Linked DNA regions of Mus musculus: region 2 is linked to region 1. The links are chromatin loops, found by intact Hi-C in ENCODE. Cell type or tissue: heart. All regions are shown on one strand. Links, peaks and the distances in the headings refer to the core of each region. The heading gives the core; the rest is flanking DNA. Region 1 holds the start of Ptpn23 (protein tyrosine phosphatase, non-receptor type 23). Region 2 holds the start of Scap (SREBF chaperone).

Evidence for each region. Hi-C counts contacts between places; a loop is a spot of excess contacts. Peaks named below come from ENCODE experiments on the same cell type or tissue, not always from the same donor. Only the 100,000 strongest peaks of a DNase experiment are listed, where the experiment ranks them.
Region 2: a loop joins it to region 1, with 4 times the contacts of the local background. A loop is called at or near these places in 10 of 42 quality-filtered maps.

What each region holds. Positions count from the first base shown.
Region 1 is chr9:110,400,471-110,415,957 of GRCm38, forward strand. It overlaps Ptpn23 (protein tyrosine phosphatase, non-receptor type 23), which reads right to left and starts at 7,740. Exons shown (of 25, transcript NM_001081043.1): 1 at 7,564-7,740. The coding sequence starts at 7,647. In heart, for the core only: no CTCF peak of the experiment used is centred there; a DNase peak (open chromatin) is centred at 7,761; H3K4me3 peaks cover 2,369 bases; H3K27ac peaks cover 2,147 bases.
Region 2 is chr9:110,325,139-110,340,625 of GRCm38, forward strand. It overlaps Scap (SREBF chaperone), which reads left to right and starts at 8,218. Exons shown (of 23, transcript NM_001001144.3): 1 at 8,218-8,367. In heart, for the core only: a CTCF peak has its summit at 8,111 (motif pointing right); a DNase peak (open chromatin) is centred at 8,203; H3K4me3 peaks cover 1,201 bases; H3K27ac peaks cover 1,191 bases.

The DNA of each region.
Region 1 (15,487 bases), core at 6,278-8,777:
TCTCTTCCTTTTAAATTTCCATTTCCAAAGCTGAATCAAATCTAGGTCATTCTGTGGGCTGTACTAAGAAAATGCACAAAAAATTGAGTCGTACATACAATGTTGCTATTTTATACACAATCAGTTGCTGAATTTCAAATAAACAAAACTTTATTCACAAGGCAGAGTGTTGCCAAGTAAAGCTTTCAGCCCAGTCATGTCTTCAAGTCTGACAATTACAGGTCAAAGGTATGGGCGTGAGAGCACACTCTTTAAAGCCTATCCTAGTCTGACCACACATAATTCTCAGACTCCTTCCTCATCCCTTTTGAGCAGCTGGTTGGTCTTTTCTGAACAGCATGAGTGAGGAAGACGTAAGCTACAACTCCCAGAGGGTGCTAGCACTAGACTGGTTATTCAGCCAACACTCACAGGGCAGCTGCACACAGCTGGGAGAGCTGCCTTACTCCTACAGAAGTCCAGCACGAGGAGGTGGGGACAAGGTCAGATATCAAGGTCGTCCTTGGCTATAGCAAACTCCATTTGCACTACAACTCTCTGTCTTAGAAAGGGTGTGGAGGGCCAGGCAGTGGTGGCGCACGCCTTTAATCCCAGCACTCAGGAGGTAGAGGCAGGCGGATTTCTGAGTTCGAGGCCAGCCTGGTCTACAGAGTGAGTTCCAGGACAGCCAAGGCTATACAAAGAAACCCTGTCTTGAAAAACAAAAAGGGTGTGGGGGATGAGGGAGCTAGGTAGAGACAGTTCTGTTGGGAAAGTGCTTGTCACACAGCAAACATGAGGGCTTGAGATCAATTCCCAGCACCCACATGAACAGCTGTACATAGCACCCCAACTCTGTACTCCCAGCAGCACTAGAGAGATGATAGCGATCCCAGGGTTTGCTAGTCAGCTAACCTCCTCCACAAGCCCCAGGTACCAGTGAGAGACCCTATCTCAAAAACTAAGGTAGACAGCTCCTTAGGAACTATACTTGAGGTTGGCCTCCAGCCAACATATACATAAATGTATAACCTGTAGACACACAAACATGTACACATACACACACCAAAGAATTGATTACTTTCTAAGAAAAGAACCTGGTCTAAACCCTGAGTGAAATGTATACAAGCTTCTGATGTTTGAAATTAAGACTATGAACCATCCAGGTTATTGTAATGGGACCATTCTGTATTATAACAGAAGTAGAAAGACAGGTTCAGGCAGATCAAATGAGTCTTCTCATCTGTGATAAGACATAAACAGATCCACACCACAGATAACTGACAGTATTTTATATATTTCATGTCCTCCACTGGTGAGCATAGGGGACCAGTAGGCTTCATTTCAGTTCTTCTCATTTACCTGTCCTGTGGGAATTCTAGAAGAGACAAAAATTCCTCAAAGCCAAAACACCAGATGTGGCCAAGGTGAGCAGCAGGAAGAAGCAGGAGCATGCGCTTTCTTCAGAGCAAGTCAACTGACAGGACAAAGGACCCGACTCTGCTAAGCAGATGGGGGACTCGGAGGAAGCATGGCTTAGCATGAAGCAGGAACTCAAGAATGACCTGAGCAGGGCAGCGGTTGACATGGAAGTGGGAAAGCTCCTACAGAAGAGGGCTGAGGAGTGAAGTTACTGAGACAGGCTGCAGCGAGCTGCTGATATGCCTGACAGCAGACAGCTTTCCAGAGGCCTGATGGGAAATGAACATTTAGAGATCAGCCAGAGCGAGAGGAGAAACCAAATGGAGGCCCCATGGTGCCCAGAATGTATCAATCAAAGGCAAGCTCAACAAGGGTGGGATTCTCAGAATCACTACGCTCCCAGGTCTGCATGGAGAACGAAAGAACAAGGGATGGATGGCTACACCACCTCAGGCTACGTGAGCCTGACCTCTGCTCCAACGTAGCTGCTTACGGATCGGTGCTTAGCAAAGAAATGACTTTTAATATTAACAAGTGTGGCCAAATCATGCACTGGTAAAGAGCACAAGAGTCACCTTCAGTGAGTCAGTCCTCTGGGCCTCCAAAAGGGTAACATGGCGCATAGGACGGATGATGTAGCTCACTGATGAAGGATTTGCCTCATTTGAACCCCTGGGTTCAATCCCTAGATCTGAAAAGAAAGGTGATGCAAAACAGCCCAAAGCCAGCGCTTGTCCACTAAGGGCTTATGTGAGCCCAAGTGCTAACTTAGTTTAGCACTGCAGTTCAAAACCGGCTTATACTTCTTACTGCTATTTCACATGAAGGAAGGGAAGTCACATCCATTGGGAATGACAACAATACTGTTAACAGAAAAACTAAGCTTACATTTAATGAAATGTATCTGAGCAAAGACATACTGATTTGTGAACAGGGCATTCTTCCAAAGAGCCGCTTCAGAACCTGCAGCCTACCCTAAAGCACAGAAAACAACTTAGTTAAGGTATCAACAACCGGTCAACAGTTACACCTCTGTAGTTAAATGTTTACAGGTTAGTTAACTGACTATAGGGCTTCCTGCCAACAACTAAAGCTAATGTCACTGAGATAACCCTACACTGGGCTGGACATGGGAGAGTACACAGGCCCAGAGTTCACTCCCTAGCACCACCAAACAACAACCAAAACCCTGTACTGTGTGGATCTTTTGGGTCCAATGCAAGTGCCCAACACAAATCTCTTTAGATGGGTGCTCCTGTACCTTGTAGATATTTCTAGTCTCTCTCTCAATCTCTCTCTCTCTCTTTTGGTTTTTCGAGACAGGGTTTCTCTGTGTAGCCTGGCTGACCTGGAACTCACTCTGTAGACCAGGCTGGCCTCAAACTCAGAAATCCACCTGCCTCTGCTTCCCAAGTGCTGGGATTAAAGGCGTGCGCCACCACGTCCGGCTCTCTCTCTCTCTCTCTCTTTTTTTTTAAGATTTATTTACTTATTTTATGTCTATGAGTGCTCTAGCTGCATGTATACCTGCATGCCAGAAGAGGGCATCAGATCCCACTATAGATGGCTATGGGCCACCATGTGGTTGCTGGGGAATGAACCCAGGACCTCTGGAAGAGCAGATAGTGCTCTTAACTGCTGACCCATCTCTCCAGGCCCAGATATTTTTATTCTTTAAACTGCCCTAACTTTCTTTTTTTTTTAAAGATTTATTTATTTATTACATGTAAGTACACTGTAGCTGTCTTCAGACACACCAGAAGAGGGAGTCAGATCTTGTTACAGATGGTTGTGAGCCACCATGTGGTTGCTGGGATTTGAACTCTGGACCTTCGGAAGAGCAGTCGGGTGCTCTTACCCACTGAGCCATCTCACCAGCCCCTGCCCTAACTTTCAACTTTCCCCTACTACACAATGGATCTTTGTGATAAGGGGTAAGGGGCTGTATTATAGGGATATAATTCAGCGACAAAGTCCTTGTCAGGCATGCCTAGCAGACCCTGGGTTCAAACTCCGCACCAGTAAAAAACAAAAAACAAAAAACAAAAACCTTGGAATGACTGCCTGTATTGCTATGGCTGAACCGTCAACAGAACCAATTTTTACTCTCTCTCTCTTTCTCTCCTGAGCTTCCACCAAGTCAACAGTAGTTTCTGCATTTAGAGTGAGGACAGAGAATGACAACCAGACCAGAGGCAAACAGTAAGGCAAGGCCTCTATTGTCAGGGAAGAGTAAGTTCCAAGGCTCTTAGAGTGGCTTCTGCAGAATCTCTTCTAATGTTCAGGGAAACGTATGTTCGTGTGTATTTCCTTTTCAGATAGGGTCTTACTATATAGTTCTTGCTGTCCTGGAACTATGTAGACTAGGCTGCTCCTGAACTCACAGAGACCCACCTGCCTCTACTTCCCAAGTGCTGGGATTGAAGGTATATGTGGCCATGCCCAGTATGAATTGTATTTCTGGAGCAACGCCTCTCATTGAGAACAGGTGCTCTCAGGGTCTTTCTTGACCAGAATTTGGGCTGGAGAGATGGATCAGAGTTGAGAGCACTGACCTCTCTTCCAGAGGTCCTGAGTTCAATTCCCAGTAACCACATGGTGGCTCACAACCATCTGTAATGAAATCCGACGCCCTCTTCTGGAGTGTCTGAACACAGCTATAGTGTACTCACAAAATAAATAAATCTTTTTAAAAAAGAAAAGTTACATTCAAACAGAAATCTGGAGGCCTGATGCGGTGGCATTTGCTTGTATTCCTAGCAATGGAGAGGTTGAGGCAAGAGGAACAGGAATTCAAGCTTAGCCTCTGCTATATAGCAAGTTTGAGGCCATAACTGCCTGTAATTCTGTAGCGCTCTGTCTTAACCAATGTTCCCACCCTCCAAAACCTAGGGATTTGGGAACTGAGATTATGTCTTATTTTGAGACAGGGTCTCACTATGCAGCCCAGGAATCCCATCTTCCTGCCTGTTTCCCAAGTGCAGACATATAACCACCATATCTGACTAGGCTGAGATATTATTATTAAAACGTATGTGGGTTTTGCATGTGAATACAGGTGCCCTCGGAGGCCAGAAGAGGGAGTCTCATCCCCCTACCCCATCCCACCCCCACGCATAAACACACCCAAATTGGAGTTACCAGCAGTCTTGAACTGGCCAACCAATGTGGGCCATGAGAATCAAACTCCAGGCTTCCATAAGAGAGATGTTTTATTTTCTACTGTCCATTTGTCTAGGCCCTGGACAAAGATTTTTTTTTCATGTATTTAGGGTCAACATAATCTAAATCTAATTTAAATTCCCTCTAGACCAGTAGTTCTCAACCTGTGGCTCATGGCCCCTTTGGAGATTTAAATGAGTCTTTCACGGGGGCTGCCTAGGATCATCTGCATACCAGATATTTACTTTATGAGTCATAACAGTAGCAACATTAGCAGGGCGGTGGTGGCACACACCTTTAATCCCAGCACTTGGGAGGCAGAGGCAGGTGGATTTCTGAGTTCGAGGCCAGCCTGGTCTACAGAGTGAGTTCCAGGACAGCCAGGGCTATACAGAGAAATCCTGTCTCGAAAAACCAAACCAAACAAAACAAAACAAAAAAACCCAGTAGCAACACTAGTTATAAAGTAACAACAAAAATAATTTTATGACTGGGGGTCACCACAACAGGAGGAACTGTATTAAGGGGGCGGCATTAGGAAGTTTGAGAACCGCTGCTCTAGACTGTCAGTCATTTGAGAAACATTTTCCTAGGTAGAGGGTATTAGGCTAAAGGAACATGGAGAGGCCCCTCTGGTATCCCAACTGAATATGGGGTTAAAACACAGCACATATAGGAGCAGAGTGTATCGGAGAACACCTTTAATACCAACACTTAGGAGGCCAAGGCAGGCCTGTGAATTTGAGGACTGCCTAGTCTACATAGTAAGTTCCAGGATAGCCAAAGCTCCATAGTGAGTCCCTGTCTTGAAAAGAGAAAAACGAACAAAACCCAATATATATATAGGGCCAGAGTAGCAGGGTCAGGGGAGGAAGGCACTTGCTGCCAGGTCTAACCACCTGAGTTTGAGTCCCTGGACCTGCCTAGCAGAAGGAGAACACTAACTCCTGCAAGCTGACCTCTGGCCTCCACACAAATGGACTGCCATGCCTGAACCCACACACCCAGACACAGACACAGACACAGACACACATACATACACACACACACACACACACACACACACACACATAAAGATCAAACACAGCACATGGAACTGTTGTTAAAGAAAGGGTGAAGGGAAGGAAATTCAGAAGAGGAAAAGACTAATCCAGATTAAGTTAAGCTTTTTGGAAGTCAGAGCTACATACAGCTGGACCTTGAAAGTTGAATGGAACCAATTCACAGAGATTACAGAATGGCCCTATTGCCTCTCTGTGGGGCAAACATGAGAGCTCTTTTAAGTAGACCAGTGATTCTCAACATGTAGGCCTCAGCTCCTTTGGGGTAGCAGATCAGATAGCCTGCATATCAGATATTTACACTAAGATTCCTAGCTAGCAAAATTAACAGTTCTGAGGTAGCAACCACTGAGGTAATATAATTTCCACAATCAAAAGTACAACATGGAGAAAAGCCTATTAAGGAAAGAAGAAGTAATAATTATGAACAGAATGTAGAATACCTAAATCACAGAAACACAGATCAAACATATAACATATTACAACAGGAGTGAGACAAAAGATCAAAGAATTAGGCTATGTCAGAGAGAATCCTGAATGGGAAACTAAAAATACTGGCTTTACTCTGTAAGACTCTGTATAACCAGGGCCCAATATACTATGTCTTTATCTTCCTCAATTTTGATACATTTTAGAAAAATTCACCTCATAATATTAAACAGAAGATGGTAGCCAGGTGGTGGGCGGTGGTGGTGTACGCCTTTAATCCCAGCACTTGGGAGGCAGAGGCAGGCGGATCTCTGAGAGGCCTCAAACAAAGTGAGTTCCAGGACAGCCAAACAAACAAACAAACAAAAAAAGAGAAGATGGTAAAGAATTAACAAAAGTCTGTAAATTTAGATCAATTGGCTTACTACGCTGGTCTTACAGGTGGGGAAAGGAGTCTGGGCTGGGGGCATATATCTCTGTGGAAGAGCACCTGCCTAGCTTCTTGTGCCAGGCTCTGTCTGGGTCTGATACTCACAGCTTGGACCACCACCACATCCACACACCCGGCACCTGAATGCACCTCACCCTATCCTCAAGCAAGTAGGGCCTGATCAGAGGAAGTGGTGATATGAAGAGAATCCAGGAGGCAAGTCCATCGGAAACTACTTCCAAACCCATTTTCTTTCTCCTCCTTTCCCTAAATACCACGGAGTGGTAAAGGATTCTAGACTGTCTACTCCAACCGCTGCTGTGCTAAATCCCCAAGACTCCTCCCAGCTCCCCACCTGCCCACTGCTGCTACGGCCCTCTCGGAGGTTACCCAGTTCCACATCACCACACCTGATCTCACCACGGAAACCCCTTGCCTCAGTGAGCTCCAAACGACTGCTCTAGCCAGCACAATGACTCATAGGATGCCAAGAGCCCTAGCGTGATTCAAGCCCTCTAATCATCAACAAGAAACTGTCTTTTTGGTTCAAAGGAACTTTGGAACAGAAATTTTGTCAGGAGACCATAGAGAATTGGAGGGTCAGACATCCAACTGCACACAGACACACACTCAGTCACACACTCTAAGAGCCAGACATTCCTATGGACCACTCGGGCTCCGGTCTTAAACACACATTCTTTCCTAGTCCAGTCTTGAACTGGGAGGCCACCAAGGCCCGGGCCTAGCATGGACTCCGTAGACCCTGGACCGCCATCGCTCCCCGCGGGGGCTCCCTGGACATGGAGGAACAGGGCAGAGCTGGGTCCAGGAGCGTCATCGCAAGGAAGCGCTGAACCTCGGTAGAAACGCGGGTGGTCTGGGACAGAAGTCCGGAAGAGGGTCCCCATAATGATGCACTGCCAGTCGGAGAAAACGATGATGTGCCGGCCGGGGAGGGGTGGGCCATCCTAAGGGAAAACGCCTGGCCCGACCTGTGACGGAACCCGGGGAGGGACAGGCGCGCAGGGGGGGCGTCACGCGCGGGCAGACGACGGAGATGCGCGGCGAAGGTGTGCTCACCTTCTTCACCGCAGACTGGAAGTGAAAGTCACCGGCCTCCTTCAGGTCCAGCCAGATCATGGGCATCCGGGGCACGGCCTCCATCGCGGGTAGCGCCTAGCGGCCCTAGGGCCGCTCCCCTCCCAGGTCCAGCAGCTGCTTCAGCCGCGCGCGCAACCCCGCCCCTCCACGCCGGAAGCTGCTCGTCACGCGGAGTGACGCACTCCCCCCGCAGCCTGTTGGGAGGTGCAGTCCGGCCCCCCCACCCCGGTAGTCTTTTTGCACATGCGCACACCTCTTCGCGCATGCTCGGTCTTCTCGCGCGAAGGGTCTTGGGTGGAGAGACGACCCAATCCACGGTGAAGGGGCTTCTGGGAATAGTGATCTCCTCCACTAAGCTTGAGGCTTTGCTGGGATTTTCTGGTTTGCGTAACGTTCTTCTTCCTCCCGGGGGGGCCCTTCAAAAACTCACCCATGAATTTGTAATTCCCAAATCTTGAGAGCGGTGAAGGATGGGGACTAGTGCTGCATAGAGAACGACTAGTGTGATGTTAGGGAGAGGGGTTGTGAAGACAGCCATGAGCTATGCAAACTGTATGGCGGGATGGAACTCAGGCTAAAAGTGCCAAGGGATTCCTTCTGTCCGCGGTTGAGGGGGCAGGAACACTGCTCCACACCACCACCCTCTGCAGCCTGAGGAGTTCTTGATTTTTAGTAGGATACATTGAACAGCCAAGTTAACACCTAAGAAGACTGCGACTCTGGAAGGAACTATACAGCGACGAGCATTTGTCTCTGGAGACACCTGTGAAACAGGAATTTTAAAGCTGTGTTGTGTGTATTGTTAAATTTTAGACATAAATAATGGAGACACCCCGGAGATTGAGGGAAGAGACTAGGTCATTTCAAGGCTGGACTGGGCAACATAACAATACGTTGTCTCAAACAAATTTTAAAAATAAGGAAACGGAGAAAGTAGTGAGTGACCTTTTGTAGTCTTCTAGGAGACCGGTGATTGTGGCTTTGGGTGAAAAAGGCTTTAAAAAAAAAAGTGGGTAGATAATGCACTTTGAGGAACATCTGAGAACTATTTTGAAAAAAAAGTATCCTAAGTTGGGGTGGGTACATGTTAGGGAATGAGATCAAAGTTGATTTCCAAGTTTCTGCCTGGTTTAGGTGGATAGCTGACAGGCTGTTACCTGACATGAGGAAATTGGGAGGAACATGTAGAAGGGAGCGCAAGACTTCAGGTCTAGTTTGTGTGAAGATGAGGACAGATGCATTTAGAGGCAATGTAGAGCCCGAGAATAAAGACTCTGGATTCACAAGACGGGTTTCCCCGACCCAGGTAGGGCCCACGTCCTCTTTGTAGAAGTAACAGACATTTCCATACTAAAAGTATGTTAGGGTCTAGAGAGGTGGGTTGGTTGTTAAGAACACTGGCTGCTCTTCCAGAGGACCTGGCTTTGATTTTCAGCATCTACATGGCAGTTCCCAGCAGTCTATAACTCCAGTTCCAGACCTTTAGTCTTCTTCTGGGTTCTGTGGGCACTGCACACATGTGGTACACAGACATACATATGTGCCAAGCAAAACTCCTATACACATACAATAATTTTTAAAATGAAGTTTAGCCAGGCGGTGGTGGCGCATGCCTTTAATCCCAGCACTTGGGAGGCAGAGGCAGGTGGATTTCTGAGTTCGAGGCCAGCCTGGTCTACAGAGTGAGTTCCAGGACAGCCAGGGCTACACAGAGAAACCTTGTCTTTAAAAAAACAAAACAAAACACAAAAAAATGAAGTTTAAAGAGTATGTTAAGCTGGGGGGATGATTTGGAAGCTAAGGTGTTGCCACACAAACACGGGAACAATCTTGGGAATCAACCTAAAGATAGGAGGATTGAAAACTGGCTGGACAGAGTTGTACACCACGGCCTGTGTGTGCCCCCCCCCCAATTCATTATGCAGAGACACGATAAAGCTAATTTTTGAGAGTCGGAAGCCAGCTAGTGCAGCTGTCCGTTCTGTGTCTCTGCTTTCTGGATGCTCTGAGGCGAACTCGGCCATCAAGGTCCTCCCTACGATAACCCTTGAAGCTATGAGGCAAAATGCCTTTTAATTTTGAGGTATTTTTGTCACGGCAATTGATTTGAGAACAAAAGGAGTTGTTTGTGGGAAGAGTTTCATTATGAATTATAACCCTCTGAAGATGGATGGTGGGGGGAGGGGTGGTACAATAGCTAGTGTACCTAAAAGCTGTCGCCTTCAAATGGTTAAAATTGTAAGGATTACATTAGATATGCTTTACTGCAAGACTAAGGTGTGTGTGCGCGCGCACAAGATCTTTCACTAAGCTATCCGGGGGGGGGGGGGGGGTAGCACACTCATTTAATCACAGCATGTGAGAAGTGACCCCCAAGTGAGAAGGCAAGCCCCACCTAGACTATGTATTAAGTTCCAGGCCAGCTTGGGCTTCTTTAGAACCTGCCCCTATACCAACATTACAGACACCATTTCTGCAAAACTCAGGAACAACAGGTGAGTCCCAGCTGAGGGGAAGCCCTGCTGAGCAAAGAGAAGCAACAGCTTAGATCCCAAAAATGAGGCCAGGAAGGGATCAATGTGAGCTAGAACAGGGAGGGGGTAGGGGGTAGTAGGAAGTCTTGGTTTTTGTTTTTTGTTGTTTTGTGGGTTTTTTTTGTTTTTGTTTTTGTTTTTGTTGTTCTTTCTTTAATTTTTTTACTTTTCTTTCTTCTTCTTCTTCTTTCTTCTTCTTTCTTCTTCTTCTTCTTCTTCTTCTTCTTCTTTCTTCTTCTTCTTTCTTCTTCTTTCTTCTTCTTCTTCTTCTTCTTCTTCTTCTTCTTCTTCTTCCTTCTTCTTCTTCTTCTTCTTCTTCTTCTTCTTCTTCTTCTTCTTCTTCTTCTTCTTCTTCTTCTTTCTTTCTTCTTTCTTCTTCTTCTCCTCCTCCTCCTCCTCCTCCTCCTTCTTCTTCTTTTTCTTCTTTTTTGGAAGTCTTAATTCTTGTAGACAGACCATGTAACAAAGGGGCATTCCAGAGGGTGGCACTGCAGGGAAAGCTCTAGGATTCAGAACAGCCAAGTAGCCGCCTCTGCATCTTGAGCATCCTATCCCTATTGGCTGCCCTCCCCTGAGCCTCACTACTTATTTGGCAGTGCCAGAGCTTGAACCTAGTGTGTTGTGTGTTAGGCAAGCACTCTCACCACTGAGCCCCATCTCTAGCCCCCCTCTCCTCTGTAGAATGGATAAATTCCCAGTGGATTCATTCCCAGCCCCAAATGGTACTTCTCAAGTCAAATTACTGCAAACACAGATGTGAGTTCTGGGGTATCTATACAGTTGCTATAACAGAGTACAATAGACTAGATGAGCCAGCTAGCAGGAATTTAAGGCTGGGAACGAGGCCCAAGTGTAGCATACTTCCCTAGCAAACGTGAAGCCCTGAGCTCAACGCTCAGTTACAGTAATTGGTATGAAAGTGTCAGAGAGCAAAAGATCCATCATAGATGTCAAATGCTGATGCCGGTGGTGGGATGGGCCGGGGAAGGTGAAGGGGTAGAAGGGATGCCCCATCTCATCCTCCCCTCCCACTTACCCATTTCCCCAGCAAAGCAGGAAGTTAGAGGTAACATAGGCTCCCATGGTTCAAGGGAAGAGTCAGTCCCATCACCAGGGGGCAGCAAACACCACATTAAGCCAGGTCAGCTTGTCCTCTCAGGACCTTTCCTTCCAGTAAGCTGCATGGCCCCTTAAAGACACACTGAAAGCCTTCCTCCTGTTACCAATGTGGAAACTTGTGTCTGGGTTTTGGGAGTTGACCACCCAAACTGCCCCCAGCAAGTGAATGTAAGAGTCCAGGATGGAGGTGGGTCATTTATTCAGCCTACTTTACTTGCCCCCCCCCCCACACACACACACCAGGATCCCACAAAATGTTTTAGGTGCTGTTGAACGAAACAGGTGAACATCTCTGCCCTCAAGAAAGACGACATTTGCCGGGCAGTGGTGGCGCACACCTTTAATCCCAGAACTCGAGAGGCAGAGGCAGGCGGATTTCTGAGTTCGAGGCCAGCCTGGTCTACAAAGTGAGTTCCAGGACAGCCAGGGCTATACAGAGAAACCCTGTCTCAAAAAAAAAAAAAAAAAAAAAAAAGAAAGAAAGAAAGAAAGAAAGACGACATTTTAAAAAAATGAGCCCAAGATATGACACAAAGCAGAGACTCATCATTTGGAAGGCTGAGGTTTGAGGCCAGCTTGGGCTACTTAGGAAACCCTATCTCAAAAGAAACTGTTGTTAGGAGAAGAGGAAGAGAAAGAGGTGGAGGAAAAGGAAGGGAAACACAGAGAGAGAGGCACAGACACACACACACACAGAGAGAGAGAGAGAGAGAGAAAGAGAGAGAGAGAATATATACAATGTGGATAGAAACTTATGTGGACAGTCAAAAATATGTGAAAGATGACCCATCTCATCAGTAACCAGAGAAATGCAAACCAAACTACACTGAAAAGCCATTTCAGATTGGTGACTATGATCCAGTTAATAACAACAGTCCTTGTCAAGAATGAGTTACTTTGGGCTGGAGAGATGGCTCAGCAGTTAAGAGCACTGACTGCTCTCCTGAATTCAAATCCCAGCAACCACATAGTGGCTCACAACCATCAGTACAGCTACAGTGTACTCATATACATAAATAAATCTTTTTTTAAAAGAGTTACTTTCACTGTACAGCTAAATTAAACTTGTTTACGTTTGTTTGTTTGTTTGTTTGTTATGGCGACAATGTCTCTGTGTCGCTCTGGCTGTCCTAGAACTTGCTCTGTAGACCAAGCTGGCCTCAAACTCACAGAGATCCACCTGCTTCTGCCTCTCGAGAGCTGTAATCAAAAGGCATGCACCACCACCTCACAGATCAAATTGGCACAAGGATTCCTTGGCCCAGAATTCTCTTCCTACTTGTCTGTGAGCTCTGGAAATGTTCCAAACCACCCCAAACAGGAAGCTTTGTGTTTTCTCCCTGATGCCTCCCTTGGCTCAAAATCCTGAATCTTTACAGAGCAGGGAATGAGGCAGAGAAGAGGAAAGTGTTCTCCCAAAACATCCTAAGATTGTGAGAGCCCAGGCACAGGAGAAGAAAGGGGGCGGGGCGGGGTGAGGACAAAGTTAGACTGTCCTGACTCTCTTAGTCTCAGACTTGGCAAAGCAGAACAGGGGCCGGGGCTGGGGCCGGAGTCGGGGCTGGAGTTGGGGCAAGAGCTGGAGCAAGGCTGAGGCAGGGCCGGGGGCTAGGGCGGGGGCCAGGGCGGGGGCAGGAGCTAGGGCAGGATCTGGGGCAGGGACCGGGGCAGGGACCCGGGCAGGAGCCGGGGCAGGGACACCCACCTTGCATTGCTTCCTTTCCAAGCCATCATCCAGGTTCTTTTTTTTTTTTTTTTTTTTTTGGTTTTTCGAGACAGGGTTTCGCGCCACCACGTCCGGTCATCATCCAGGTTCTTGAAGCTTGGGAGAAAGGCTTTTTCCTTACACCTAAAAAGAGGATGGATTATGCCGGGCGTGGTGGCGCAGCCTTTAATCCCAGCACTTGGGAGGCAGGGGCAGGCAAATTTCTAGGTTCGAGGCCAGCCTGGTCTACAAAGTGAGTTCCAGGACAGTCAGGGCTATACAGAGAAACCCTGTCTCAAAAACCAAAAAAACAAACAAAAAGAAAGAAAGAAGAAAAAAAAAAGAGAGAGAGAGAAAGGAAAGAAGATGGATTTGCCCCAGGAGGGAACACAGGAGCCACTCCTGTCTGCACCTCTTCCTTCTAGACGGTCCTGGGCCTTCGAAAAACTAAAGAATGTTGGGCACTTTTCCCTGGGAAAGATTCCAAAACAGGAGATTTTCAAGTACCTTTGAGGAAGCCTATCCAGGGGAACCAGAAACATAGCCCTGGCACCTAGGGTCACTTGGCCAGCAGATGGCGCGAAGGCCATAGTATTGCCAGGTCTTGACTACAAGCTTCCAATCCTGCACGAAAAAGCCCAGCAGATTCCAAAATATGTCTAGTCGACCTTCCTTTTTATTTTCTTTTTCTTTTTTTTTTCCAGTTTATATTTTGCATTACGTTTCCTTTGTCTGTATGTGTGTGTGTTGGGGGGGGGGGGCCGGAGCTCCGCATGTATCACAGCCTGGATGTGGAGGTCAATGGACAACTGGAGAAGGTTGGTTCTCTCCTTCCACCATATGGATTCCAGGAACGGAACTTGAGCAGCAGACTCGACAAGAAAGTGTCTTTTTTTGTTTTTCATTTTGAGACAGTCTTGCTAGGCCAGTCTCAAGTTGGTACGTAGCAAAGGATGTCCCTTAACTCCAGTTCTCTTGCTGGCCTCCACTTCCTAGGCGCTGAGATTGCAGGGACTACCTTGTTTAACTTATCAGTGGAATTCCTACAGCATCCTTTATTTGTTTATTTATGTAATGGGGAAGGAAGAGGGGGCATGCATGTGTGGAGGTCAGGGAACAACTCATTTCTTTCTTTTTTTTTTTTTTTTTTTTTTTAAAGATTTATTTACTGATTATATGTAAGTACACTGTAGCTGTCTTCAGACACTCCAGAAGAGGGAGTCAGATCTTGTTACTGATGGCTGTGAGTCACCCTGTGGTTGCTGGGATTTGAACTCTGGACCTTCTGAAGAGCAGTCGGGTGCTCTTACCCACTGAGCCATCTCACCAGCCCCGCCAGACTCATTTCTTCCCGTTCACTGTGTGGGTCCTGGGGATCAAACCTGGGTTGTCAGGTTTGGTAGGAAGGGTCCTTACCACTTACTCAGTCCACCAACCCAAAATCCTTTTTTTTTTCCCCCAAATGACTGTTTCATGTGGGGTTGAGGGATGCTTTTGTACTTCTATCTCCACATGGAAGAAAACAACAGGGGAATTTTTTTTTTCCCCGAGACAGGGTTTCTCTGTATAGCCCCGGCTGTCCTGGAACTCACTCTGTAGACCAGGTTGGCCTCGAACTCAGAAATCCGCCTGCCTCTGCCTCCCAAGTGCTGGGATTAAAGGCATGTGCCACCACGCCCGGCACAACAGGGGATTTATCCCTCTTATGCCTAGAACACAGTTGCAAATTTAAATCAATAATAAAAGGACCTTCATGCAGGGCGTGCCTATAGGTTGCATACTGCACCGATGTGTGTGCCAAAACTACTAGGTCAGGGGTGAGGTTAGTTAGAAGACCTCTCAAAATGTACCCAGGGATGCCATTCTGCCTGTGGATAATGACACAACTCATGTCCACACACTGGTTTAGAACATCAGGAAAGGGAAAAAGGCCTGTCACATACGTCTTCATGCAAGCACTGTGGCCACACCCAATTTCTTCACCCAGCTCACCTTGCTCAGACCACTTGAGCAAGGCTTCCGGAATCTGTGTCCACCTCCTGACCACACATTACAGAAATGGGGAGGCCTGAGAAGAAAACGGGCTTTCCCAAGGGCCCACAGGAGCTCAGATGGGTCTTTCTTCACAGTTCAGCAGCCCCAGTGAAGACTTCCGGCTAGGCCTGATATATGTTACATGGGAATAGATGGGCATCAGAATTTGGGGTGGGGGGCACCCACCCGAACCTGCCTTTTGAAGTTCATAGGTGGATGAGTTTCTTGCGGGAGGTGGGGTGCTTTTCTTGGAAGTGCCTCTCTTTAGCTCTATAGCCCTATAGGACCCAGAGACCCTGGGTTCTCTGCAAGAGCGGCAAAAGCTCTTAACCACTAAGCGTCTCTTCATTCTTCCTTTCTTTGTCAATTTTGAGGACCATGTGAGTGTCTCAGACTTGTGGAGAGCCTTGGCTTAGAAACCTGCAGACACCACTGAGTCTAAAGCCTTGACTGTTTTTCTTCAGTGCTGGGGATCGTAACCCCAGCCATCCACACAGGCCAGGTGAGTGCT
Region 2 (15,487 bases), core at 6,549-9,048, 75 kb before region 1:
CATCTCAGAGATCTAACTCAGGTCTTCAGGTTTGAAAACACATATCTTTACCTGCTGAGCCATTTCAGTGGCCCAGTATTTTAATTAATTAATTAATTAATTAATTAATTTTTGTTTTTTCGAGACAGGGTTTCTCTGTATAGCCCTGGCTGTCCTGGAACTCACTTTGTAGACCAGGCTGGCCTCGAACTCAGAAATCTACCTGCCTCTGCCTCTGCCTCTGCCTCTGCCTCTGCCTCTGCCTCTGCCTCTGCCTCTGCCTCTGCCTCTGCCTCTGCCTCTGCCTCTGCCTCTGCCTCTGCCTCTGCCTCTGCCTCTGCCTCTGCCTCTGCCTCTGCCTCTGCCTCTGCCTCTGCCTCTGCCTCTGCCTCTGCCTCTGCCTCTGCCTCTGCCTCCCAAGTGCTGGGATTAAAGGCATGTGCCACCACGCCCAGCTTATAAATATTAAAAAAAAAGATTTTTCTTAAGTGTTTAATTATCTGCATGCATGTGTGTCTATAGAAGGCTATGAATGCATGTGCCTGCTGAGATCTGAAGAGAATGTCTATCCCATTCCCTGGAGCTGGAGTTAGTTATGAAACAGCCAGGTGTGAGTGCTGTAGATCAAATTCAAGTTCTCTAAAGAGCAATACAAGCTCTTCCCTGCTGTGGCATCTCCCAGGCCCTGGCTCCATTTGTCTGAAACTGGATCTATCGAGACATATAGAAGATTATTAGCTATTTTTAAAAAACTTGAATTTGTCTTGTTTGCTTATCTGTTTGTTTGGTTGGTTGGTGGTTGGTTAGTTAGTTAGTTGCTGAATGATCACTTGATTGGTTGGTTGGTTGGTTGGTTGAGACTGACTGAACCCTGGTTAGCCTTGAACTGGCATCTATCTTGCCTCTGCCTCCTGCGTGCTGGAAATGTAGGCATGCATCATGATGAGTGGTGATCCATCTTATTGCTTATGCATTTCCAATAAGTTCCAGCTAATCTGATTATAGTCGTTGCATATAACAGTTCAGTCAAAGTTCAACCTGACTTCAGCTTGGTCCCCAGGAGAAACACATCCAAGTTTTTAAAAACTAAAAGGAAGTCGGGCTATGCTGGTGCATGCCTTTAATCCCAGCATTAAGGTCTCTGAGTTCAAGGCCAGCCTGGACTCCAGAGCAAGTTCCAGGATGGCCAGGGCTACATAGAGAAACCAAAAAAACAAACAAAAAGCCAACGGTTACTAAATGTAACAGGAAGTCATCAAAAGTTTAGCAATCCCAGTAGTTACATTTCTACCCTGTGCCTAGTGTTATATTTGATTTCAATTAATCTCAGAACAATCTTCAAAGTTAGAGAATAAGTCTATCTAACAAATGCAGGTACCTAACCCTAAAGCAGTGGTTCTTAACCTGTGGGTGGTTGCATATTAGATATTTACATTATGATTCATAACAGTAACAAAATTACAGTTATAATGTAATTTCATGGTTGGGGGTCACCACAACATGAGGAAGTGGATCAAAGGGTCACAGCAGTAGGAAGGTTGAGAACCACTGCCCTAAAGAGAACATGAGCTGAACGTAGGATGCACAAGATTCCAGCACTCAGAAGGCAAGGGCAGACAGATCTGTGAGCTCAAGGCCAGCCTGTTTTACATAGTGAGTTCTACAAGGAATATATCGTGAGAGCCTGGCTTTCAAAAAGAAAAATGTGATCAAAATTGGCAATATGATTAAGCAAAATGGCCGCCCCAGGACCAGCTGCTTGGCTTCAATTCTGGTTCCGATACAAGCTACAGCTCTGTGGCTGAGGGAATCTATTTAACCTCAGGAAATCTCAAACGACAAGTCAAGACCCAGGACATAATGGACACTGCACTCTGAGGCTTTTGAAAGAAATTAAACCAGAACATGGACACAATAAAACGCCTGGATTCCAGTAAGTGGCAGTCAGTGTAATTACTGTTACAGTCACTTAAAAATATTCAAACTTTCAATGCCACATTGGTGTTCATCCAGTGTCTGCATTTTCTAGGAGGCTTTCACCATCTGTCACATACCAAGGATACAATACAATAATGTCCAGCCTATAATTCCAGCACTCAGTCAGAAGAGGCAGGAGAATCACTGTAAATTCAAGGCCATTCATATTCTATAGCTATCTAGTGATATAGCTCCTTGGTAGAGTGCTGCCTAGCATTTGTGAGGGCCTAGGTTGAATCAACAGAACTGTAAAAATAAACAAATAGAAATACTGCTCTTCCAGAGGACCCAGGTTCATTTCCTAGCTTCCACGTGGTACTCATAACCATCACAACATCCTAGGAGCAAGGGATCCAACGCCCTCTTCTAACTTCTGGCACATCATGTATGCACAAAGTGTACATGGAGGTAAAGCATCTATATGCATAAAGTAAAATAACTTAATTTTGGGCTGGAGAGATGGCTCAGTAGTTAAGAGCACTGACTGCTCTTCCAGAGGTCCTGATTTTAATTCCCAGTGATCACATGGTGGCTCACAACCATTTATAATGTGATCTGATACCCTCTTCCAGCATGCAGGTGTACATGAAGATAGAGCACTCATACATAAAATAAATAAACCTTTTTTAAAAATTTAAAGCTGGGCAGTGGTGGCGTACGCCTTTAATCCCAGCACTTGGGAGGCAGAGGCAGGCGGATTTCTGAGTTTGAGGCCAGTCTGGTCTACAAAGTGAGTTCAAAAATTATTTTTTGAAATTGTAATACTTTTTTTCTTGGCTTTTTGACAGAGGCTAGCCTGAAGCTCTCTATGTAGACTAGGCTGGCCTCCGGTTGTGCCTGTTTCATGAGCCCCAAAAGACCACCAAGGAGCCGATTCCGATGCAATCTCATTCAGGTCTTTATTCAAGCTAGAGCTTGGGCCACTCCATCGTCACTGTCACTGATGCAGCAGGACAGGAGGGTGAAGCCCTGAGCCCAGTTTCAAGCAAGCATGTATAGAAGCAAGCAAACAAGAGAGGGGGTGTTCAGCTTGGCACACATCTGGTTGGGGGGAGCTATCATGGAACTTGCCCTTTAAAATGATCGGCTGGTGCTGGAAGCCAAACAGTAAACTTTCATAAGTAAATATCTTTAGCTACTTAGCAGAAAGTGGCTATCACCTCAGCAGCCATCACGGGCTATTCACTTACACCCTGACCAGAGACTTGTTTTCCTAAGATATTTTTGCAAGAAGCCCACCACAGCTGAACACTCTGATAACATCTTGTTTTTCCCCTATACACCCTGGACTTGTGGTTAAGTGTCTCCAGCTGCACTCCCCAGCCTGTGATTATATACCCATAGTTGCCTTCCAATAAAGGAGACTTGATCAGATAGCCTGTGTTGTCTCCATTCTTCCAGTCTCTTGCCCCCTCAGTCCCCACTCCCTTTCTTGCAGACCCCATTGACTGGCTCATGGACCTAGTCAAGGTACAACTGTAACTTCTGCTTTCCTCCTGATTGGTGGCTGTTAGGGAGTGACCTGGAGACCAGTGATAGGTCAGGCTTGATGGTTAATGAGTTCAACCTTAGGTCAGGTTCTCTAAGATGGAGCCTGATCCCAAGATGGAGTTGGTCATGTCTCTCCAATTTGGAGATCTGCCTGCCTCTGCCTTTGAAGTTCTGGGATTAAACTGTATGACTCTATATATGGCTAATATAAGATCTTTAAAAATAACAAAAGGATCTAGAGAGATGGCTTAAGTGGAAGCAGCAAGTGCTCTTAAAATATAATTATATCATCTATAAAGCTATAACAATATATACATATATATATATATACAGATCAAGTAAGTGTGGAGTCCCTGTTGTCAGTGTATGGGGATATGAGTTCACTCCCTTCCACACTAATCTCCTTTCCCCTCATTCCTAGGCAATCTTAGTGCAGAAGCCCTTGCCTGTGTCTGTCCTCAGGCTTTGGGCTCTGAGGCTGCCCAGCCTGCCTGTGTTACTAATCGCCTGGCCCATCTGTCCCTGACCTTGACTTCTCAGGCAAACATAAGAAAAACCACTTTGCCCCCAGTGCTAGATACCAAACCCAAGGCCTAGGGCAGCAGTCAGCAGCTGTGCAGAAAAGCTTCTTTGTATCTCCTGTTAGATTCCTTGTCCTGGACTGCCTGGTGTAAAGGTGAGTCCCAGGCTAGCCATGGCAACATACCTCAAAAGGTTGGGTGGGGAAAGGGCAAGGTGTGGGAGTGACAGCCATTTCCTCTCTGGAGAGTAGACGGTCCTGCTGGCCCAGGGTTCAGCGGAAATCTGGTTTGTCTTTATCTTTTCCCCAAGTGACTTTGTTGTGAAGTGGGTTTAGGACCTTAGTCTTTTCAGGAACTTGGTTGTAAAAGAAAGCACTTAACCCTGTAGGGTCATACATAACAGGCTTAGTCGGAAAGTCTGATAGACTGTGCTGGAGAGGTGGCTCAGGATGGAGAGCGCTTCTCTAGGAGTCAGAGTGGTGGAAACAAGAATACTTGGTGTTGAACAAAGACACAGAGACAGAGGGAAAATAACTCAACAGGGCAAGTTCTTTCACAAAAAAGGATGGGCAGGCGAGTACCAGGGCTGGCGAGTACCAGGGCTGGCGAGTGCCAGGGCAGGCGAGCATACCAGGGCTGGCGAGTACCAGGGCTAGCGAGTGCCAGGGCAGGCGAGCATACCAGGGCTGGCGAGTGCCAGGGCTGGCGAGTGCCAGGGCTGGCGAGCGTACCAGGGCAGGCGAGCGTACCAGGGCAGGCGAGCGTACCAGGGCAGGCGAGCGTACCAGGGCAGGCGAGCGTACCAGGGCAGGAAGTGTGCCTAGTCTTTATTTTAATGCAGGTGGTGACTGTCTTTTCCCCATTGGCGGGAGTCCAACCTCAGAGTCTTTTGAGGTTAACTAGGTTTTAAAAGAATACGTGTAAAAGAAATTAAGAAAAAGGGGGAAGAGTTCTCTGTTCTAGGCTATCACATTCAAGAACTTGTGTGTGTGTGTGTGTCTGTCTGTCTGTCTGTCTGTCTCTTTGTGTGTGTGTGTGTGTGTGTGTGTGTTGTGAAAATAAAAGTTTTACCAGGTGGAGAGGATTAAAAGATTTTAATTATCTACATAAAAGTTTCACGAGGTGGGGAAACTTATGGAATATTAGTCCTCGGAGGGCAAGGCTACCTTTGATAAAAACAAACAAACAAAAGAAAATCGATTCTTCACAGTTGAGGCCCTGGGCTTGGATTTCCAAAACTGCAAATGAACAGCCCTGAAAAGCTAAGTGGGGCTCAGCCACAGAGCATTCCTGTAACAGATGACTTGGGTTCAAGTTGAGCACCCAAAGCAAAACCAGACACCAGGCAAATAAAACTGGAAAGATCTTACATACCTTCACAAGGAAAGAGACGGCGGTCAGAGCGGGAGAAACCAGGGACAGAGAAGGCGATGCTCACTCCCAGGCTCCTGAGGGGGCGGACGTGGTACTTGAGGGATAAGGCTTGGAGGAAGTGACCTGAGGATGGAGTGGGAGGAGCATGGGCTTCCCTACCCTGCTTTCTACTGTTGCTTCTAATTTAAAAACAAAGAAAAGAAAAGAAAAGAAAAGAAAAGAAAAGAAAAGAAAAGAAAAGAAAAGAAAAGAGAAAACAATCTTTTGTTTTCTTCAATTTTTAAGACAAGGTAGCCTTTGAACATATAGCCCTGGAACTTGCCATGAGCTCACGTAGGTTCTGCTTCAGACTTCTGAGTGCTGGGCTCACAAGCGTTTGCCACCAGTTCTGGTGTTTTAGTCTGCTGCTCTGTGCTACGATAAAACACGAACCCAAGTCAACCTGGGGCTGAGGTGGGGGCCACAGAGATAGCTCCATAGTTAAAGACACTCGTTGCTCTAGCAGAGGACCGGAGATCTTTCCAGCAACTTCACAGTGGCTCACAACTGTCTGTAGCTCCAGTTTTAGGGGGAGTTGAAGCCCTCCTTAGGGAACCAGGAATGTTCATGGTGCAAACGCATACCAGCAGAGGAAACACTCATACACAGAATACAATAAGTACATCTTGGGCTGGTGTGATGGCTCAGTGGGTAAGAGTACCCGACTGCTCTTCCAAAGGTCCAGTGTTCAAGTCCCAGCAACCACATGGTGGCTCACAACCATCCGTAATGAGATCTGACACCCTCTTCTGGTGTGTCTGAAGACAGCTACAGTGTACTTACATATAATAAATAAGTAAATCTTTTAAAAAAAAAAGTACATCTTTTCTTTTTTTTTTTTTTAAATCAACTCGGGGAACAAAGGGTATATTTGGTTTGCATTTCCATGTCCATCAACAAGAGTCAGAGCAACAAAATACACCACGTAAAAAAATAAATTTTATTTTTATTACTGAGGTTTGAGCTCAAGGCCTTGATGCTAGGCCCTACCAGTGGGCTGCATTTTCTTATCTTTGTGGGGGCCAGACTTATGTACCAGACTGGCCTCAAATTGGAACCTTGGACTTCTGTTCCTCCTGCCTGCATCTCCTAAGGGCTGACATAGGTGTGACCCACTGAAAGATCCTAACAGAATGTAAAAGGTCACAGAAGCCCTGAAATTGGCAAGATAGATGTCACTGTTAGCAGAACTAGCTTCACTGATTTAGAAAAATAGAGGTGCACAATGCTCTGGCCACTCCTTGAACTTGTGTGTCTGCCAATGTTTTGACCATTCCTTGAACCCATGTGTGTGCCCACTGATGAAGCCCACTGCCAGGTGTTTGTGATATTGGTTGCTGAGAAAGAGTCAGAAAATCTCCCCAGCAACCACAACCGGGCCAATCCTGAGTTGCTGCCCCTGCACCAGACTCTTTCCTTGTACCCCTCCCATACCCATTTCTTGAGAATTGTTTAGATCTGGAAATCCCCCCACTCTCCCCTTCTCCTTTCCCCCCTGAGGGCCTATAAAAACTGGGACCTCTTTCCCCTCGAGGTCGACTCCTCTAACCCTGCGTGGGATATGAGTCATCCCCAGAGCTCTGGCTTTCCCCGAATAAAGCCTCATGTGGTTTGCATCAAGCTTGGTCTATCGTGAGTTCTTGGGTGTCTGCTATTATCCTGAGGCCTGAGCGAGAGGCTCCTCTGGGGAGTCTTTCACCACCACTGCCAGTTTGCTGGGGGTTAAGGCTCATATTCAAGGCTGGGCAAGCAGTATATCAACTGAGTTACATCTCTACCAGAAACCTGCTTTATAGAATAACCCTATTCCAAAGGCTGAAGTGGCCACCTCTGATTTGTTTTGCACGGTGACTATACTTATATTTTCTCTTCCCCCACCACTGGTGCCCTTGAGGGCAGGTACAGGGTCTGTTCTACCTTAGTATGCCTTGGGGGTGAGCAAGAGTGACACGAAAGAAGTATGTTTAAGGTAGCAAGATGGGGGCAGGTGGCCACTCTGACCTGTGACACTCAGAGAGTCAAGACATTGGTAGTGTGGTTGAGATCTCTCCACAGGCAGGCCTGAGGACAAATGGAAACATAGCAACCAGGGTTGGTGCTGTTGCTGAGTGTCTGGAACCTCACTTTCCCCAAGGCCAAATGAGAGAACACACACCATATGCTTAACTCAGCATTTACCAGAGCAGTCACTCAGCATAATCCGTTACATGTGCAAGTCGACTGGTGGCAGTTCAGAAGGTGGAAGAGACTCAGACACCCATAGTTCCTCTACGTGGGAATAAACACTGAGTATATATCTTCCACTTTACCCTATGCATTGTATTTTTAACAAAAATGGAATCCTAACACCAGCTTGGTTTTGAACTAGCTTTCATTATAAGTGCTCATTTAACATCCTTGGTGTTGGAGGCTCCTATACCTAGTTCATCAACTGAATACACTTGCTATTTAGCTCAGTTGCTTCTAATTCCCTGGTTTGTTTTTCTTTTTGATGCTGCTGTGGATCAAACCCAGGGCCCCTAGCGTCTCAGGCAAGCTCTCTACCACTGAGCCATACACCCAGCCCCGCTTCTAATCCTTTGGCACTATAAAGCATGGAACACGAGCTCTTGTGCATGTTCTCAATCACTTCCCAGGACAGTGATGCTGTCAAAACTCTGAAGTGCTACTAGCCACCTTTTTCCAGGCCACAGGCAACTCCAGTACTTCCTCTCGCAGTTGTGTGGCAGGGGACCACCAGGGGGCGAACCCGAGCCGTTGGCAGTGCCAGACTACGCATGCGCACGCCGCCGGGAGCACGTGTGGAGGGCGGCGGAGCGGGAGGGGAAAGGTAGGAGTTGAGAGGTGAAGGGGCGGGGAGCTGCGCGGGCGCCGGGCGGCCGGGAGGGAGAGGGCGGGCTCCAAACACCGGACCGCGGGCCAGGAGCGCGCAGGCCGTTCTCCGCCGCTCGGTCGCCGCCGCCCGGGAGCTGCCTCGCTGCCACAGGTACCTCAGCGCGCGTCTGCACGGTGCGGCTGGGCCCCGGCGCCGGCCTCGCGCCGCTCGTGCCCGGGAGTTCCGGGATGCGGGCGAGCCCGGGCAGGGGCGCGCGGGCGTGGGCGCTGTCCAGCAGCCCGAGGCGCGGCTCCGGAGACCGCAGTCTGGAGCTGGGGGCCGGACGGTCTCGCGTCCCCCTTCCCGACCGCGCCCCCGCCCGGGCCGAGCTGCCTGGGTCGCGATGGGTTCAGGCTGAGTGAGCTCAGGCAGGTAGGCTCGCCGCTGGATCCTGCTTTGGGGTTGTCTGGGGTTGTCTGGGTGAGGGCTAGACCCTGTGACTCAGTCCTGCCTCTTTCCGAAGATCCGATAGCCAGGCAACATGTAGATTCTCTGCTGGGAGTGCTCGGTTTCTGGTTTTATGTGTTGCTTAAACCTAAACTTTGCTCGCTTATGTTGCTTATGTTTACTTCCAGGTGGTTTTGTTGCATCAGGGTTATAATGGGATAGCGCTAGCTGCAGCGAGTCCCGGGTCCACACTGCATCTCAGAAAGTTGTGCAGATGGTGGCGATGAAGAGGAGGGCAGTGAGCCACAGGTGGCGGCGGGTGAGGGGTGGGAGTGGGAGTGGGGTCCTGGAGGTAGTCTTCCTTAGTTTAGCTTATTTATCTCTTATGGTGACGGAAGCGATGAATAAATAAGTTCATGATGATCTTGTAGTAATTCTTGTGAAGTCGACATAGGAACAGTCTTTAATGATGCGTTTGGGTGCGTTTGTAGAGTTTGCTTATGCAGTGTGCAGCCATCTCAAGGTGTGCTAAACATTAAAGCTTTTCTTAGAGTCAGGATCAAGTGTATCTAGTTAGTGCTGAATGCATTTTAGGTGTAACCTGTGTGATGCTCAAGTGAAGATTGTATGTTATGAAGTATATGCTAATGTATTTCAAATCTAAAGGCTTTTTATATATTTGCAGCGTTTCTGCTTGGCAAATATTTTGTTTGTATTGTTTTTTTAACGACCAACAGGAAATACAAGTATAAACATTATTCCTATACTCATTATTAAGTTACTTGGGGACGTGTGCCTAGGGCATTGGTCTGCCACTGAGTAACACCTGTGGCTTTTTATTTTGAGTTGGGCTTCATTGCCCAGGCTGACCACAAAGTTTCATCCTCCTGCCTCGGTTTCCTGAATATGTGGGATAGCAGATGTGTGTGCTCCTGCTCCTGCTCGGCACTCATTCTTTGGTCAGGTTGAAAAGCAAGAACTGGCTTCCCCTTACTTGAAACTCCGTTGTTGTTGAATACTCTCTTGTTACTGTGTGTGTGGGGGGGGGGGGGCGGGTGGGAAGTACCTCTCCAGATGTTTCCATGTGCTTTAAAAGTCACGGTTTGGGAACCCTACCACCCATTTAGATTACTGTCCTGAGATGGGCACAAAACCTTTACTCTTAGTTTGTGGCTAGAACACAGAACCATAAAAATTGTGATTTGCCTGAGGCCATATGTAAGCTGCTTAACTGTCCTGTTGGGAAAGGGACCATGCCTGCCGTCCGTTTGTATTTGTTAATGTGGTTGGTTAGAGTTGCCACAGTTCAGGATCACTCCAGATACTCATCTCGGCGAGCCTAGAATTCATGTGCACTTTGCTCACTTTGACAGTCTGTATCCTTCTGTTGGCTGCGACAAATACCGCATGTGTGGTTTTCATTCTCTTTCCCGTGGAACCAGTTTCCAGGGTCATCCAGTGTGTGCATGGAGAATCAGGCCTTCAAACTGTGTCTTCCGGATTCTGCCATACGAGCTCCTGACCCTGGAACTTACCACTGTTCTGAGTTGGCTAAAGAAACAAGATCCGGGTGACTTTAGCCACCTAAAGTGATCCTTGTGGGTAATATTTGTGGAATTTTTCAAGGCTCTGGCTGTTGGGCACAGCTTATCTAAAGTTCCGTAATGAACAGATGAGATGATAGTGTTAGTCTATAGGGTGAATTTCAGGCAAGTTTTCTCACTGGCCAGTTAGGGGCTGTGCCTGTATGCGAACTTGTTTGCCCGACAACAGTCCGTGTTTTCCTGCAGATGTGCCCACTGGCTTCATAGTCTCTCTATTGTTCTCTTAGCAAATGGGAGGTGGAAGAGGAGGTGGTATGAGTGGAGGAAGCAGCCTGTGTCCAAGATGGCACATCTCAGTACGGCACGGCTCTCTTTCTCTCCTCTTCCCCACTTGGCTTGTTAGACTTTTCTAATTTTTAATTTTTTTTAAAATTTGTGGAAAATAATATATAAAATAAAATGTACAATTTTAATGATTAAATAGAGTAGTCAGGGATATTAAATATACTTACAGTGTTGTATAGCTGTCATTATTACCCATTTTCAGAACTTCTTAATTATTGTACACAGAAACTGTCCCCATTAAACAGTCCATATTTCCTGTGCCGCCTACTGCTGGCAACCTCTGTTGTACTCTTTTTTTCTGTGAGCTTGCTTGTGATAAGTTCTCTCATCTGAGGAGAATTGTAATTATGCTTTTTAGATTATTTCACTTTTGTTTAATGTGTATGAATGTTTTGCTTGCATGTTTGTATGTGTACCATATGTATGCCTGGTGCCCTCAGAGGTCAGAAGAGGCTATCAGATGCCCTGGAACTGGAATTAGGCATGGTTGTGAACAACCATGTGTGTGTTGGAAGCCAAACCTGACAGTCTGCAAGAACAGGTACCTTTAACTGCTGAACGTTCCCTCCGGCCCCAGGTCTTTCTTTTGAGTCTGGTTTCTTTCACCTTGATTTGAAGGTTCATTCATGTATTGTTTATTACATTTCATTCCTTTCTCAGATCGAATTATATTATTTTGTTTGTATAGCCACATTTTTTTTTCAAGAGTTTCTATTTATAGCTAGGCCTGTCCTGGAACTCGTAGACCAGGCTGGCCTTGAGCTCAGAGATCCACCTGCCTCTGCTTCCCAAGTGCTGGGATAATGGATGCTGCTATATAGCTACATTTTAAAAGAAATCTACCTTTCAATGAAGAGTGGAGCTATGTCTACCTTTTGGCTATTAGGAATGGTGACGTCAGGAACATGAGTGCACAGTTAGTCAAAAGGCTGACAATTAGGAGGAACTCAAGTGTATAGATCTTTGGATTTTTTTTTTTAGATTTATTTATTTATTTATATGTACACACCCCAGAAGAGGGCATCAGATCTCATTACAGATGGTTGTGAGCCACCATGTGGTTCCTGGGACTTGAACTCCGGGCCTTCGGAAGAGCTGTCAGTACTCTTAACCGCTGAGCCATCTCTCCAGCCTGGTCTTTGAATTCTTACTTTTAGTTCAGTGCGTGTTTTTTGTGTGCTATTTGGATATACAGTTGTCTGTCAGTATCCATAGGAGATTGGTTACAGGAACCCTTTTAGGCACTAAAATGTGTGAGTTTTTATGTATGTGGGTATATTCCCTGCATGTATGTCTGTGTACCACATACATGCAGTGCCCCCTGGTCCTCTGCAAGAGCAGCCAGCACTCTCAACTGCTGACCCATGTCTCCACCCCCTAGGTTTATTTATATTGTTTTTAACTACATGAAGGTGTTTGTGTCTGTATGTGGGTATGTTCTCATAGTGCAGAGGCTCAAGGAGGCTAGGAGCTGGAGCTGGAGTTCCAGGCAGGTGTCTGTAAGCTGTCTAATATAAGCACTGGGAACTCAGTAGTACACACTCAGCAACTGGTATAGCTCTGTATCCCTCTTTGTGTGGCTTTCAATTGTGTTGATTTCTCTTGTTGGGTCATAAAAGTTCTTTATATATTCTAGATGTTAATTCTCTGCTATATAAATGATTTGCAGATATTTTCTCCCTTTTTTTTTTTTTTTTCTTGGCTGTCCTGTGTTTTTTAAAAGGACCTGAGGGGGCTTTTGGGTTTTTTTTTTGTTGTTGTTTTGTTTTTTGTTTTTTGTTTTTTTGTTTATTTGTTTGTTTGTTTGTTTGTTTTTTGAGGCAGAGTCCTGGAACTCACTTTGTAGACCAGGTTGGCCTCGAACTCAGAAATCCGCCTGCCTCTGCCTCCCAAGTGCTGGGATTAAAAGCGTGCAACACCACGCCCGACTTTTGTTTAGTTTTTTGATACAGAATTTCTCTGTGTAGCCTAGCTGTCCTGGAACTCTCTCTGTAGACCAGGCTGGCCTTGAACTCGGAGATCTGCATGTCTGTGCCTCCTGAGTGTTGGGCTTATTGGAAAGGGCCACTGTACTCTGCAGCTGTGGTGCTGAGAGTTTTGAGAACTCCAGCCCCTAGAAAAGGAACGCCAGGGTGTCTTTCTTCCGAGTCACTCTCCACTCAGAGGCATCTTTTTGCATTCATTGTGGTTAGAGTGGAACCTGTTCCTTCCACACAACACTTGTAGTAAGGAATCTTGAAGTGGTAATGACAGAGCAAAGGCTCATCACATCTTCCATTTTGGGGATTAGGCTATACATGTTGTCTTAGAGCCTTGGTGTCTTCTGTCAGAGCATATTACCAGCAGGAAGTCAGGCAAAAGGTTTCTAGCTAGTGGACTTGATTCTGTTGGTATGTGGCGGGTGGGGGTGGGGGTGGGGGATGGCCCTGGCCTTGCTTCTGCTAGCATGAGCTGAGGCTGAGGCACCCGTAAGGACCCAGCTGGATGGTTTTTCTGGCTTTCAAATAGATTCTCTGGGAGCTGGAGAGACCGCTCAGTGCTTCAGAGCACTTGTTGCTCCTGTAGAGGGTCAGAGTTTGGGACTCAGTATCCACATCAGGCAATCACAACTACTCCAATTACAGGGCGTTGGACACTGGACCTCTTTTGCTCCTTGGGCACCTGAATACATGCCCTCATACACATATGCAGATACACACATACACATTTAAGTGAGCATTTAAACAATTAGAATCAGTTCAGTCATCTTACTAATTATTCTTGCCTAGGTCACAAAGGAATAAAAGGGGACCTTTTGCGTGTTGTTACTTGATTGAGGAGATGATGTATCTGGCTGCGACAACCATCACAATCAATGAATATGACTAGTTCTTCCTTTAGTGGAGGTGTTGCTGTGCATCCCAGCCATGACTCGAGAATGTGGGAAATCCTCCTCTTTAGTGCTTGTGCTTCAGAGTCCCTGAAATCCACTTCATTCATTAGCTGAAATGAAAGGAAATTCCTTTCTATTTTCAGTACAGTTAGCTTGGTCTGTTGAAAATTCCTCCAGTTTATTTGCCTAGTTTTGATGCTTAGAGAAGCTAAATTTCTTGCCCTGAGCATTGCTGCTTTGCAAAATAAAACAAAAATATAACTTTTTTCCTCCCTGAAGATGAAATTGTTTGTACTGGTGGACTAGTTTAGCTCGGTGGCCAGAGCTGCAGTGACTTTCCACCCTAGTCCAAAAGAGGTACCAGGTGCACCCAGGGAACACAAGGTGCCTCGGTGGTGACCTTCTCCCTCGAGGGATTGCAGGCAGCAATGGGTGCTGACAGTGTCTAAAAGCGCCCAGAGCTGCAAATCCAGCCACAGAAGCTCAGGAGGAGGCTGCCGCACCCACAGAAAAGCTTCCTTCATTAGTTTACAATTTTAGCTTTTAAAATGCAGAAATTTATTTACAGAACCTAAAATTGAAAAGTTGTAAGCGTGCACAGGAATAGTGTTCCTTTTCTTCTGCTCCTGTTACAGATCTTCTCCCTGGTGACAGAAGGACTTTCTCATGTGTCCATTCAGGGGTGTTTATGCATATACAGACAAACACTGAGGGTTGTTTTTTGTTTTTTGTTTTTTTGAGTTAGGGTTTCTTTATGTAGCCTTGGCTGGCCTGGAACTCATTACGTAGACCAAGCTGACTTTGAACTCACAGACATCACCTGCCTCTGTCTTCCAAGTGCTGGAATTAAAGAAGATGTGCACCACCATGGTATGGCTTCCTTCTATCTTTAAAGTGTGTTCTGGGGATCAGACTCAGGCAAGTGCCTTACCTACTGAGCTGTCTTGCTAGACCTGTCTTGTAGATTTATATTTAAAATTATCATTATGAATTTTATATATTTTTTGCCTTTATATCTTTTATACATTTGGGGTTTATTTTAGTGTGAACTATAGTTTGAACTTAATTTTTTCCAGACGTGAATCCATTTGCAGAATACCCGTTGTTGAAGAAGCCATCTTTCTCTCAATTGCTTAAAATTTCTCATCATGTTCTATATGTGATATACTTTGCCACATGTACTTGTGGATCTGTTGACAGAGTTTTTGTTCTGTTCTAGAAATCTGAGTATTTAGGTGTTAGTACCCACTTTTAACTACTCTGTAATATATTTTGATATGTGGTAAACTTAGTAGTATATACATACATGCAGAAAAAAACACTCATACATATAAAATTAACTAAGTGAATCTAAAAACATGTTTTAAAAATTAAGCCATATATATTTTATTTTATTTCATTTTAATTTACACGTATGTGTGTTTTGAGACGTGGTTTCCCTCTATAGCCCTGACTGTCTAGGAACTCACTCTGTCACCAGTCTAGCATGGTCTTCTCCCTCCCAAACACTGAGATTAAAGGCATGCACTACTACCACCTGGCCAAATCCTACATGTTTTAGTGGGACTATGTTACATTTTTAGGTTAATGTAGGAAGAATAATTTCTTTGAGATAGTGCCTCACTATATAGTGCTGGCTGGCCTGGAATCCTCTGTGTAGACCAGACTGGCCTCCATCCAACTCGTCAGTCTGTGGGGCAGGAACTGCAGGTGTGCACCACCAACCACACCCAGTGTGTGATATTCTTGTGATACCAATCCTTACTGAGAATAGGGCATGGCTTCTCTTTGTTCAAGTCTTATATGTTCCATAGAGAAACATAAAGGTCTTTTTGTTTTGCTTTTTTAGTATTTTGAATTATTTATATCTTCTGCTTATTCATGATAGATGTGAAAGCATTGATTTATTTTTAAAATTTGCTGATTTATCGTGTGTGTGTATGTGTGTGTGTGTGCACTCATATGTGCTACCATTGCTGAGTGTAGGTCAGAGGACAGTTTATCTCTCTCCACCAGGTGAAAGCCAGCTTAGGTCATCGGCTTAGTGGCAAACATTCGCGCCCACTGAACCATCTTGCCAGCC